Linked DNA regions of Homo sapiens: region 2 is linked to region 1. The links are chromatin contacts, found by Hi-C or POLR2A ChIA-PET in ENCODE. All regions are on one chromosome and are shown on one strand. The core of a region is the stretch at or near the end of the contact, and the rest is flanking DNA. Distances in the headings are between cores, read along the strand shown.

Evidence for each region. Hi-C counts contacts between places; a loop is a spot of excess contacts on that map. ChIA-PET counts read pairs that join two places held with the same protein, here RNA polymerase II (POLR2A). Pooled maps may share reads with other maps.
Region 2: a loop to region 1 is called in a pooled map, with 2.5 times the contacts of the local background. The contact joins the promoter of ALDH1A2 here to the promoter of POLR2M in region 1. A Hi-C loop is called at or near these places in 1 of 50 pooled maps. POLR2A ChIA-PET finds 5 or more read pairs at or near these places in 5 of 52 experiments (Caco-2, HCT116, PC-3 and 1 more).

Annotation. Positions count from the first base shown.
Region 1 is chr15:57,704,535-57,708,699 of GRCh38, reverse strand. POLR2M (RNA polymerase II subunit M) reads right to left here and starts at 1,986. Exons shown (of 4, transcript NM_015532.5): 1 at 1,745-1,986. The coding sequence starts at 1,857. It overlaps GCOM1 (GCOM1, MYZAP-POLR2M combined locus), which reads right to left. Exons shown (of 17, transcript NR_104371.3): 14 at 2,328-2,766. RefSeq lists a silencer at 1,502-1,551 and an enhancer at 1,872-2,091.
Region 2 is chr15:58,064,315-58,068,510 of GRCh38, reverse strand. It overlaps ALDH1A2 (aldehyde dehydrogenase 1 family member A2), which reads left to right and starts at 2,800. Exons shown (of 13, transcript NM_003888.4): 1 at 2,800-2,977. The coding sequence starts at 2,861. ALDH1A2-AS1 (ALDH1A2 antisense RNA 1) reads right to left here and starts at 3,286. Exons shown (of 3, transcript NR_147215.1): 1 at 2,769-3,286; 2 at 1,577-1,696. RefSeq lists a silencer at 1,945-2,134 and enhancers at 2,743-3,262, 3,263-3,782.

The DNA of each region.
Region 1 (4,165 bases), core at 737-3,236:
AGAATACTATTACATTACAGCCATTTTTTTAACTTGAGATATAACATTAAAAAGGCAAGGCATTATCTTCAAAGAAAGAAAAGCTGATTTTTAAGTCAAATATCTGATTTCTAACTGCCCCAAAACAAGAATAAAACAATTAAAATGGTCATTATCCAAATAGCCCAAAAAACAAGGGAATGCAGGAAGAATAGGGAATATATGCCTCATTTGTCTCAGCAAATTAGAATTTCAGCAAAAGTATTTTAAGCATATAATAATCACATAAGACATTCCAAGAACCAGCAGTCATTAAAGTGCAATCTCCAAAATTTGGGGATGGGGTGGAGTGTGGGGATGGGCCTATTAGGTCAAAACTACTTTCATAATAATACTAAGATATTATTTCCCTCTCATTTTCTCGCATGGGTACAGTGGAGTTTTCCAGAGGCTACATGGCATGTGATGACATCATTGTTCTAGAATAGAATGTGTGCTTGTGTATGCTTATGTTTTAAAGACTTCAGACGTATTTCTGATAAGTAAATACATTTCGCTAGATACAACACATAAAATAGCTCTTTGGGATGTCAATAATTCTTAAAGTATAACGGAGTCCTGAGACCAAAAAGTTAATTCACTGCTATACATTCAAAACCTATTCTCACAAGGTCAAAACACATGTCTTGATCCCAACCAATTATTTATTTGTCCCTTTTGCTGGATGACAGAGTTCCTTTTCTGATTCCCTTTTCTTTAACTATACAATAAATGGAAAGAAAAAATTACACCTTAAGTCCTCTGTTCTTTTTGACACTACATTCATCCCCACAATTTCAACTATTAACAACACTCTACAGCTGAAATTCCTGTTTTCTGTATTTTTCCAGGGTTCTCTCTTTCTTGAGCCTCATGACTACTTCTCCAGCTTTTAAGTGTTTGGTTTTCGATTAACCAAATGTCTGTCCTGCTCTCCTCTCAACTCTGCACACCCTAAGTAAAATCAACCTTGGATCTATTCCTCTCCCTGAATTTTCCTATTTTTGCTAGTGGTCTTCCATATAGATTGGAAACTTCAGCCATCTCTGTCAACTGCATTTAAATTAGTCCATGCTTAAAAGTTCTCCCAATCCCTTCCTAGCTCACTTTCTTACAAGTGTCTCGTGGGAAGTCTCTCTGAAAATATCCTTCTACTGTCTTCTGCTTTTTATTCCTTCAAACCATCTTTTGCAACAAGCTGCTGAACAAAGCTGCCTAAAAAACAAAATCACTTTTATTACGTGGCTCCCTTGCTAAAATCCGTTCAACCAGCCAGCTGAATGAGGGTCGAACTTTCCCGGCCTAATAAACCCCTCTTCATATCCCACTCTTCCCATTTCCTACGGTTCCTGTAAGCTTAGAATCCAGAGATGAAGCTGACAATCTGTTATGGGTTAGGGGTGCGGGCGACAAAAGGGTTTAGAAAGCAGACTCATGGAACCACCACAGTCCCCGGGTAAATAAAACCGACCAGGGGCTACTAACTCCCTGCAACGCCAGGTAGCCGTTCAATCCGAGCTATCCTCGCAGGCATACGTGCCTGGCCAGGAAGAGGCACGGCTCTGCCGCAGCAAGCCCTCCGTCCACTCGCCCGTAGGACTGAAGCGAATGTGACTGAGTCAAAGTCACCTTCCAGGGAAGGGAACAGAGTGCGGGAGGGGAGGGGAGCGCCCAGGGAGCTCGAGCTGAAGGAGCCTGGCGGAGACTCCGCGGGACCCCAGCTTACTCGTTGCGCAAAAGTCTCTCCTGGCGCTTCAACATTTCCCGCAGCTCCACCAAACTCCGCTGCGCCAAGTCCTCGGGAGCTTGGGGCTCGAAGCCGCGGGGCAGCGAGCACATTCTGCGCGGGCTGAGGCTGGCGCGGCGGCGGGCACTCGGCTTCCTCGGCAGGCCCCGCTACTAGCGCCGGATCCGCGGACGGCGGTGACTCCGGGGCACGAGCGGGAGTCGCCATTTTCCCGGAAGAACGGGGTCTTCTTCGAGCCGAATCGAGCTTTATTGAAATTCCGGAAACAAACACGGACTGGGAGAAGGGGGCGTCCGCAGGAGCGTTAAAGGGCGGAAGTTACGTCGGATGACGCCGGCTCCTTGGCTTGGCGCCCTTTCCCCTTGTGTGAGCATTCATGCGGTCATCAGCTGTTCGTCGGTTTATACAAAAAGTATTCAGCGCCAGCGTGACCTCACCAAGCACTATGTGTCAGTCAACAAATAGCAACGTCCTGTGTTATACTTGGGGTTTACAGAGTTGGCGGGGGGATGGGGGGAGGGAGAATCAAATTATGATATAATAGTAACGTTGGGATGGGCACCTGGGAAGATATCTCTGAGAAGTGGTTCAAGTCGAAACTTGAAAGATGAGCTGGCCATTAATAAGGTGGGAGAGAGTGCGGGACAGGATTTGGGAGACTCTGGCCTGTGCGTGGTGCCTCCGGCCTGTGCGTGGTGCCTCCTAGCTCAGCTTAGGGACGTCCTGAAATTGTTAAAGTTGGAAGGTTCCTCAGAATCAGCGATTTTTCTTGGGGCTCAATGCATTTGGAGAAGGACTTCATTTGTAGCACCGCCTCAAGCATTGTTAAGACATTTGGTGTTTCTGGCTTCTGCCTGCTAGGTGCTATGGCACTCCCAAGTCATTGCAACAATCCAAAATGTCTCCTCCAACATACATTTCCAAAGGCCCACAAGAGGTGATGAGGGAGTGGGAGCAGCTGTACAAACTCGTTGAGGACCTTTTCGAATTTTCTACTTTGCCTATAGAAAAACAGAGGCATGAAAACTGAAATAAATATTCCCAGGGCACAAAACCAGTAAGTGACAGCACCAGATTTCAAACTCAAAAGCCCAGCCCCTTTTCCAACACACCAATTTGAAAATCCCCTTCTTCACTTTAGGCCTATTTCCAAATGTGTAAAACTGTTGAAAAGACTTCCCTCCGCCCCCCCCCACCCCCGCCACCTCCCCAGCTGTTGAGAAGAAGGCAGCTTAATAGGTATTGGACACAGCTTTTACCTTCTCGTTATAGTTCAGCTACCAGAGGTGCATCCCAGTGGAAAGAGTAGGAAGACATGCAGTCACAGCAGATGTCACTTGGGAGGTTTGAACACCCCCATAACCCACCGCCCTCCCCCGATTTTTTGATATAGGAAATTGAAGTTGTCTCAATCCTGTGTAAGATGCTATATAAACACAAGCAGCTCTGTCCTAAAGAGACAGAAGATCTAGGTAAACTCCAAAGCTATTCCAGGGAGCACAATTGCAACCATTTATCTATCCCCCCAATCTGGTCCATTCTGATCAGATTCATTAATATATCAAAATAAGTTTTCTCTGTATAAGACTTGCTTTCAAGGACGTTAATAACGTGCTGCAGCATTGGCTGAATGAGAAATAGGTAAGGTCCTCGAGTCAGGTGGTTGTCTGTGGTACTGACAAAAAAAAAAAAAAAAGACTCCGTAAAATGTTGAAGAGATGTATTCTGTGCCAAATATGAGTGACCATGGCCCGTGACACAGCCCTCAGGAGATCCTGAGAACACGTGCCTAAGGTGGTTGGTGCACAGCTTGGTTTTATACATTTTAGGGAGACATGAGACATCAATCAAATACATTTAAGATAAACATTGGCTTAATCCACAAAGGTGGGACAACTCAAAGCAGAGCGGGTGTGGGGCAAGATGGGCTCCCAAGTTATAGGTAAATTTAAGTTTTTTTCTGATTGGTAATTGATTTAAAGGAATGTCTAGGTTAGCATAAGAACTTGTGGAGACCGAAATTTTATCATGCAGATGAAGCCTCCAGTTAGCAGGCTTCAGAGAAAGTAAGTTGTGTTTCTTATCAGACTCAAGGTATATGTGTTGATATTAAATGCTGTGTAGCTTTTCCTGGATTCTAAAAGAAAGAAGGGCATAATGAGGCATGTCTGACCTCAGCTTCCCATCATGGCCTAAGCCAGTCTTTTAGGTTAAATTTGGAGGACCCTGGACTACAGGAGGAAGTCCATTCAGACGGTTGAGGGCGGACCTTCAAATTTTATTTTTGGTTTACAGTGATAAGCACCCCGCAAGCCTCCCTCACCCCACCCCTGGACCCCAGCTGGAGGCCTTTATTTCTCCCACAGTAGTGAACTCCCCATGTGCTGATTGTAGGCCACA
Region 2 (4,196 bases), core at 1,551-4,050, 360 kb before region 1:
GGCATTCGAGATCAGCCTGGCTGACATAGGGAAATCCTGTCTCTATCCAAAACACAAAAAATTAGCTGGGTGTGGTGGCAGATGCCTGTAATCCCAGCTACTCGGGAGGCTGAGGCAGGAGAATCGCTGGAACCTGGGAGGCGGAGGTTGCAGTGAGCCGAGATCACACCATTGCACTCCAGCCTGGATGACAGTGCGAGACTCTGTCTCAAAAAAAAAACACAAAAAAACAAAAAAACACCGATGGGGAAAAGCAAAACGAAGTTTAAGATCAAGAGGAGAAAATGTTCTTTAATCAGGCAGTGAAGGAAGTTACTTTCACTTACGGTGGAAGTTGTCAAAAGTGCTCTGTCTTTTGCTCAAATCAACCAACAAAAATTCTTATTAAATAGTTATTATGTGTTCTACGCTGTTTTAGGAACTGAGGAAGGCACAAGGGAGACAGGCTGGAGTGCAAGATCTCCTCTCACTACAACCTCCACCTCCTGGGTTCAAGCGATTCTCCTGCCTTAGCCTCCCGAGTAGTTAGAATTACACGCACCTGCCACCAGGCCCAGCTAATTTTTGTATTTTTAGTAGAGATGGGGTTTCACCATGTTGGTTAGGCTGGTCTTGAACTCCTGACCTCAAGTGATCCACCCGCCTCGGCCTCCCAAACTGCTGGGATTACAGGCATGAGCCACCGTGCCCAGCCTCTATACCTTTTCTATAGTGTTCTTTTTGCTCTTGTTGAAGCCTCCCTTCTCCCTTAAGACCCAGCCAAAGGTCAGCTTTCCCAGGGAGTAGGCGTCCTCCTTGGAGCACTCAGCTCATGTTGTTATGGCTCTTTTTCATGTTTTCCCCACAGCCTCTCATAACTAGTGATAAGTTTTTCCACAGGTATCACTGTTCCCCCTTGCTGGAACCCTCTCTTTCTCCCCAATGAACTCTAAGATTTTACTTTTTTATTTCTCAATTGTATCTCTAACCTTCTAAGGCTTTGATAAAAGTATATCTTATGAGCATACACTGTTATTAAGTCATAATTTTTGGCCATAGAAATTCCCTGAGTACAGATCCCTCGACTGCCCAAGCTAAGGTCTGTAGTTTCTCCATGAAAACGATTCACCCAGGTCACTTTGGGTTCTGAGAGGCTGGAACTTATTTCTATAAACCTAATACTAAAATGAAATATTTTTGTCTGTTTTCACTATTGCTTAGCATCTGAGCGCTGAGCATTAGGCAGTTTTAGTTACTCAAAGTATCTAAGGAAAGATGTTTTCTGGCTGATGCTTAATGTTTTCTTAACGCCCAAGAAATGGGACTCCAGCGGCTCTAAAAATGGCATTTAAGATGAGAATCAGGCCGGGTGCAGTGGCTCATGCCTATAATCCTAGCACTTTGGGAGGCTGAGGTGGTAGGGTCACTTGAGCCCAGTTCAAGATCACAGTGAGCTGTCACGGTGCCACTGCATTCCAGCCTGAGTGAAGGAGTGAGACCCTGTCTCTTCAAACAAAACAAAAAGACGAGAATCACAGTGTTGCTTGGTAGTGTAGAAAAAGCGTTTATCAACACTGTAGGCCCCTGTCAAGCTTACATTTGGAGTGAGGAGTAAGGAAGGGAAGGGACTTATGCAGGTCTTTCCATGCGGCCTTGATTTAGTCCACGGAGTCCAAAGCCCATTCTGAGGCAGGGTCTCTAGGTTCTTGGTTTACACCTGCAGGCCGATCCACAGACTAGAGGGCAGCTTGTTAGACTTTGGAAACACTTAGATTAGGGGGGAGATGGAAACTCAATCCCAAAGGGACAGTAAAATGAGCCTAAGGTCTGGCGGGACGATAGCTCTTAGCGTGTAAGGAACAACAGAAAAACAAAATAGTGTTTCTGTGGGTGTGCTGGGTGAGGAGGGGAAACAGCCGGAAGAGGGGATCCGAGAAGAACTAAAGGAGCCCACGAAGCATGCAGCTCCTCGGAGGAGCCGGGGATGATCACTGCCCATATCCTCCCGCCACAGCGCAAGCCGCCCGGGCGGTCCCGGCCGGCAGAGGGCAGCAACTGGGCGGGCGACGCCTGGCAAGGGCCGCCCCGCGCTGACCCGCTCGCAGGGATCCTCATTCTGAGCCCGAGGCGAGGGGGACTCGCACCCACTGCCACCTCTCCCTGACCCTCTGGCCACCATGCACCTCGGCCCGGCTGAGGGGAGTCGGGGGGTCGGGGGAGAGGGCGTAGCTGCCGAGAGCCTGGCGCCCCTGCCCGGAGGAGGAGAACGGAGGACGCCCTCCCGGGTCTCCGGAAAGGAAGGGGGACGGGGTTCGGTGGGTCCTGGGACGGGGATGGGAGGGAACGTGGGCGAGCTGGGAGCCGCCCTCCGCAGCCTGGACTTTCCTGGCCTTTCTCTACTCCGAAGCAGCACCGGGCCGCTCCGGTCCCCGCCAGCCCCTGCCAGCTCCGCTTCCGGGGGCCACGACCCTCGCTCGACTTCGGCCGCTGTGCGCCTCCCGCCGACTCTGACCCAGGGACCCGGAGACCAAGTCCGGCTGGCCGAGGCCCGCGGGCCGCGGCGCAAGTTCCGCTCCCACCGTCGAGGACTGTGGAGGCGGCGTGGGCTGGTCTCCGCGGCCGGGGGGCGGGAGCGCCGGGCGGACTTGACCGTGGGCGCCAAGCGTCCCGGCCGCGCGGCGCGGGCTTTATGTAAATGGAGGCTGCGCCGGGCGTCCTAGGTAGGATGGACCAGCCCCCCGCGCCTCGGCCCTCACGTCCAATAAGAAGAGCCCCAGCTTGACACCTGCCTATATACAGGCGAGCGCGCCCCCGGGCCGCGGACCGCGCGCACAGCCCGCACTGCCCCACGCCGCGGGCTAGGGACACCCGGCCCGCCACCATGACTTCCAGCAAGATAGAGATGCCCGGCGAGGTGAAGGCCGACCCCGCCGCCCTCATGGCGTCGCTGCACCTCCTGCCGTCGCCCACGCCCAATCTCGAAATTAAGTACACCAAGGTAAGCGGCCGCCCAGCGCCCGTCGTCCACGGAGACTTTCTAGAACCTTCTTCGGTTTCCCCGATCTCTTCAGCGGGTGAGGGCTGCGGGACGGGGCCGGGGTCGTCGGGGCCAGCCTGTCATCCCGGCGCAGCAGAGGGACCCCCTGCCTGTCTTCGGGACTGGGGCGTTTGAAGCCCCGCCGTGGTCTGAGGACGCCTTGGGGACTTAACCCAACCCGAAGCGCAGCGTTGAGGGGCAGCCGTCAACGGCTCCTGCCCCGGACTCTGAGGCTGGTTTCTGTCCGATTCTCCCGGTCCCGACTGCCGCGGGGGAAGGCGTCGGAACCGCTTAGTATCCTCAGATGGAGGCCGGGGTTCCCCGTCAGCTTGGCCACGCAGCCTGGCCGTCGCCTCTCGGTCCTCCGCCTTCCGGGCCCCTCGGCTGTTGGTCCCAATCAGGTCCTCCACAGCCCGGAGGGTGCTGAGGGGCTTTCCCGTAAGGAATTGTCAAGACACCAGCGCTCTGGCCGGTTTGACAAATTTCACGGAAACCTGACTGATAAGTACAGTAACTCCAACGTCAGCGTTTCATGTGAATTTTGTAGGCAGCGGCAGTTTCCCTGGGAAACTTAAAAAGTTTTAATATTTGTTAGCATGTTCGGTTTTGAACTGAAGAACTTACTTTTTTTTTTTTATAACGAACGTTGACATCTTGGGTTTGCTAAGCAGGATTTTTGTTGTTGCATCGCCTAAAAAAGAATATGCGTCTGCTACCTAATATAAAATGAATTTACTTTCCACAAATTCGACATAGAAAAAAAATGATCGATTACAAACGTAGGGGTATTGTAATGTTACAACATTTTGAGGGAGGTGGTGAGAGAGAGATGGGATTGAAAACCACGTTTCTTGGAGTTCATTTTGTAGTTCTCTGGTTTGATTTTCTAGTCCTTTCGGTACATTTCTACACTCAACTTCTCCCAATTAACGCAAACGCATAGACGCACATGCATATGGTTAAAGGTTGATTAAAGATGTATTCCATCGTGCTTTTTTACAAGATAAATTTTGTAGAGAAGTAAATTGTTTGCATCTGGCTTAGTGGTTGAATGAGATATACAAGAAACAACATCAGAATATTGAGATTTTACTTGCATTGAGTTTTAGGTTACAAATCAGGGCGATTTGTGTTTTGAATGTCGATTTAGATGGATTTAATGTACCTGCTAGCTTTTTTA